Linked DNA regions of Homo sapiens: region 1 is linked to region 2. The links are chromatin loops, found by intact Hi-C in ENCODE. Cell type or tissue: PC-9. All regions are shown on one strand. Region 1 has its middle 48 kb from the start of AADACL2-AS1. Region 2 overlaps AADACL2-AS1 (AADACL2 antisense RNA 1).

Region 1 (2,500 bases), 50 kb before region 2:
CCGAGGCAGGCAGATCACCTGAGGTCAGGAGTTCGAGACCAGCCTGACTAACATGGTGAAACCCTGTCTCTACTGAAAATACATAAATTACCCAGGTGTGATGGCAGGTGCCTGTAATCCCAACTACTCCAGAGGCTGAGGCATGAGAATTGCCTGTACCTAGGAGGCAGAGGTTGCAGTGAGCCGAGATCGTGCCACTGCACTCCAGCCAGGGCAACAGAGTGAGACTCCAAATCAAAAAAAAAAAAAAAAAGTCTGTCAGTGGACCATTTATGTACTGTTAATGATTTGCTCAATTTTGTACACCTTATTTCCACAAGGAAAATTTAAAGATATGATTACATTTTTACATTGTGATGTCCTCACTCCACAGAAGCTGCTATTAGAATGGAAGTTAGCTGACTTTTAAGCTACTCTGCTTCCCAGGGTTTAGAAAGACTTTCTGTTCTGGTTCTACCATATGGAAAACCAGGAGGTCTTTGGGAACCTCCAATGCAACTCTGGCATCACGAACCTTCCTTGATATGTGTGGAAATAGAGAGTTCCAAATGCACAGCAAGACTTTTCTGTGTGTCAATTGGAAATATTTTGAATGTCGCTAAAGTTCTTTCTCTTTAGAAAACCTTATTTTTGGAGCAATCATTCTGCATTGGAGCCTGTAAATCATTAAATCTAATTTTTTTCATTTTTCTAATGACAAAGGTCAAACTCACAGAAGTTGGATTGCCTCCAGCAATGATTGTGTCACTGAAATGAAAATCGATGGAAATAGGTCAATTCCTATCTTTGGCCATACTGAAATCTGTGACTTTCCTTAATTAGTTTAGGACTTAAGTCATCTGAAACAGCAGCAGGAGCTGTAAAGTAAACTAAATTGTGGTTTTCATGAGTCATTGATGCTCATCACAACTGGTTGCCTTTCAAACCCTAGTGGCATCTTTGGCCTCATTGGAATGCATTAAAATGTTCCTTTTTCTGACAGTGTTCTTGCTTGCTTTCCTGTACACTCACTTTCCACTGGGCATATTCCAGCCTCTATTGGTTAGTGTTTTAATAGCTACCTTCCTCAGCCAGGAAGCAGCTTAAGCTACAATTCATTCATACTGGTAAAAATAGATCTTTTCTGAGAACTACAATGTCCAAGTCACTTGAGAAAAACATCTGAATAGCAGAAGGATGTAGATAAAACATAACAACTAAAGAAGAAAAACAAAGAATTTTATTTGATTGGGAGATGATTGGCAGTCTAACTTGCAGTGTTTCTGTTAACCCTAAAATGGAAGCAAAAGGCCAATTTTGATTTCATTTTAATGTTATGATCTTTATGGTGTTCTGCTCAAACCTTAGGAATATCATTAAAAAACAAAAAAATGAAAAACTCCCCCTAAAACGTCTAGCATTGTGGAGTCTAGATGAAACGTGTATGGCTTGAGAACATAAAGTTTGATGAAAGAGAAGGCCATTTTGCATTCATTCATTTACTCATTTACCCATTCATTGATTACCAGGTATCTTCTTTTTTTTTTTGAGATGGAGTCTTGCTCTGTCGCCCATGCTGGAGTGCAGTGGCTTGATCTCTGCTCACTGCAAGCTCCGCCTCCCCGGTTCACGCCATTCTCCTGCCTCAGCCTCACAAGTAGCTGGGACTACAGGTGCCCACCACCACGCCCGGCTAATTTTTTGTATTTTTAGTAGAGACGGGGTTTCATCATGTTAGCCAGGATAGTCTCGATCTCCTGACCTCATGATCCGCCTGCCTTGGCCTCCCAAAGTGCTGGGATTACAGGCGTGAGCCATCACGCCCGGCCGTACCTTCTTTTTATAAGGCACTGGATATTGATCGAAACCAATTTAAAGCATAGCCTCTTGCTTCAAAGAGTTTATATCTAATAGGATTTATTCCTCTATAATAAAGATAAACCAATATTTTAATCTGTCACTAAACCACAGAAACATATCTTTCAACATATAATTGAACTTGAATATTAAACTCATGAGAAAACACATTTGGGCATTTCTTTTCCTTTAGAACATTTACCTTGTGCTTAAAAGTTATGTTTATAAATCAAACCATTTAGGGTTCACCATGATTTTTATGTGATAAAAGATATGAAAAACAGTACAAAACCAAGCACCAACAAAAACAAGAAAACCTCAAAAGGAGACAAATACCTATAGAAAAATCATTAATTTATTGAATACATATTTATTTAGTGTTCCGTGTTCAATATACTACATTTACTGCCACATGGAGGTATAAACATGATAAGCAAAAAAATCTTCACCTTCCCAGTTTATAATTCTATTGAAAGATAAGAGAAATAAACATGCAGACATAAAACCCAAAAGTTACTCGGTTGGTTGTAATGTATCCTAAAACTCAAATAAATATTAGGCTCTCCAATATCTTTCTCAAACAACTTTGTAATTTTTTTCCTTTTATGGTGCATAACACAATTTGTGCTTATTTATTGACTGGCATAGCTTTTTAAAATGTCAA
Region 2 (2,500 bases):
TTGCTCTGAAGCTGGTAATATGTGAGTCATGTTTAGGTGCTTTCTGGGCCCTACAAAATCATCAGATAGATTTTCAAATGTGTTTGCAGTAAGAGCCGCACCTCTTTTTTTCTGGGCATGGAAAAACCATGTAAAATAGATCTCAAAGAAGCCAGCATTGTAAGCAACAGGCACATAGTTTATTTTTAGAGACTGGGTTACCATTAGCACATATTTGGACACTTTTTAGTCTGACTCAAATATACAAAAAACACTTTACTAATCATTTATAGAGCAAGTTCGCTGTCTCCACCCTACCCAGAATATAAAATATAAAGATTCTAATAATAGGGGTACACTTAATAAATGTATTGATGGGTGTTTCTCTTTCAACACAATTAATTTGCCCTAAGCAGTGTCTAGTTAATGAGGTCTTAAATTGTCAGAATAAATAGGTGTGCTCTGCTCTAACTTCAACACGAGGCCATGGCAGACATGGCTCTTTTCAGCTACCTAAGTTTACTTTCAACCATTTTCCTACCCATGCAGTGTCCCTTTACTGAGAATTGGTCGTGGACTTCCAGCTGTCTGTTTCCTCCCGAAGAGGCCAGCTATCTTGCTGCACTAATGATTCCTCCTTTGTTGGAAGCTGACTCTATACTAATAAAGAACTGCTGGCAAACAACTGTAATTAAGAAATTTAAGCTTGAGAGAATTAGGATGAGGCAGTGTAATTCCTCGTTATCTTTGAGCATTTTTGGAAGGCATGAGGTACTTTTTGTTTCTGGTTAAAACCGAAGGAAACATTGAATAAATTCCTGCCTTCCACATAATAAAAAAAGGTGTATATTTGGACAGGCTTTATTCTTAGTAGTCACTTCATTTAGATCCTTACTTTTAAAATGTTTCTAATAGGGAAAAAATACTTTCATTCAACTTTTCAAACTAAGAAGTAAGATGGCTGTGTCCCTGAAAGATGGTACATTTATTTAAACTAAAGTTTTACATACATTTAAGTTATACATGACTTGTATCTTATTATTTTCTGAAGGTGGGTTAGGATAAAAAGAAAAGAGGTAAAAGAAAAGAACATTAAGACAAGAGTTTTAAAAAAAAATCTCAGGAGTCTAGTAGGAAGCATGATTCATCCATAAAAAACCATGAGGCAAACAAGTCTTTCAGGAGGGAGCTGTGAGCTGCCTTGAGGCTTATCCACTAGCCACACAGAGGCTGGAGCTGTAACTTTTGTTTTAATGAGGGTTTCTTGGTCAGGCTTAGGTTGACGTCCAAAAAATACATCGGGGAAATCTTGGCAAATAGAAATTCCAGTAGGACTTTTGTTTATGGTCTCTCTTTACTTCTAGTATGTGAATTCCTCGAGGGTAGGGTGTTATTCACTACTAGATCCCTAGCACCTGAAAAGTACCTGGTGCCTGAAAAGGACTGAAAAGGGCAATTATAGGAAGGGAGGGAGAGAGGGAAGGAGGGAACAGAGAAGGAACGGTGTTCCATTGAGACCCCCTGGAGGAAGAAAATCTGGGTTGTGTGGCTTTCAGTAGTTCAATGAGCACATAGCTGTCTTTAAGCCTCCACCTGTGGTGTGTACAGATTCATAACACCCCAACGGCGCATGGTTATGAGATCACCGAAGCCACATCCTCTAGGTTGACAAAGTTTATCCCAACATGCTCACTCTCTCCAAAGCTCTCTCTGACTTTTAATTTACCTGCCACTACTTAATTTCTCCTTCTTGGATTGCTTTGATATTTGTGCATCTCTCATTATGCTGCACTTTGACTTGTATTTGGCTGCTGGTTCTCAACTGAGGTCCTACCTTTATTCCTGAAATTTACCACAGGGCCTGCAACTGGCCTTTAAGCACCAACTCTGCACAAAATCTGTGACTACCTAGGTGTTTCAGGTTGGGCAGCAAACATTTATTCTCAAGTATTCCCCGAGTCTGGTCACTGCTTGACCTTGCCGAGTCCCGTGTTCACAATGTTGTCGAAACCTGTGGGTGAGATTGAGTCTTCAGAGGAAAGAACTAAAGAATTCACGAGGAGCTAGCAACAGCAGAGACTGACTGAAGGGGAAGAGAGTGGAAAGAAAGGATTCATGGAATCTGGGAACACAGAAAAGGGAATGGGAGTGAAAAAGCTCTATATACTTTAAAGTCTGACCCTGAAGTTGTCCCGTTGCGAGTGCTGACTGTACCAGCCTGTAATACATTTAGAGAGATGCACAACTGTGCAAACAAAGCAAATTGCAAACCAGTTTTAGTAATTTCTCAATAAAGGGATTACCCTGTAATTCTCTGTGAACCTCCTATTTTGCAAGCCCAAAGGGAAAACAGTTTTTTCTAGACACATCTATTATGCTTGTCCCTCAGCTAGCAATAAGGGATGCTGCCCTTGCCTTCAAGTCCCTGCTGAGCACCACAACCATGCTCAATATCCTCATCCGTAAAATATGGTCAAAAGAGTGTCTGCCTCACACATTGTAATTGGGATTAAATGAATCA

Evidence for each region. A loop is a pair of places that touch in the nucleus more often than their neighbours do. Peaks named below come from ENCODE experiments on the same cell type or tissue, not always from the same donor. Only the 100,000 strongest peaks of a DNase experiment are listed, where the experiment ranks them.
Region 1: it touches region 2 in a loop (4-fold over the local background); 4 of 110 quality-filtered maps call a loop at or near these places.

The regions. Positions count from the first base shown.
Region 1 is chr3:151,974,830-151,977,329 of GRCh38, reverse strand. No RefSeq gene overlaps it. Among named protein-coding and RNA genes, the nearest start is that of AADACL2-AS1, 48 kb to the right of the region's middle. In PC-9, no CTCF peak of the experiment used is centred here; a DNase peak (open chromatin) is centred at 939; H3K4me3 peaks cover 397 bases; H3K27ac peaks cover 952 bases.
Region 2 is chr3:151,924,705-151,927,204 of GRCh38, reverse strand. All of the region lies in intron 1 of AADACL2-AS1 (AADACL2 antisense RNA 1), which reads left to right. Among named protein-coding and RNA genes, the nearest start is that of AADACL2-AS1, 2.2 kb to the left of the region's middle. In PC-9, no CTCF peak of the experiment used is centred here; DNase peaks (open chromatin) are centred at 34 and 1,154.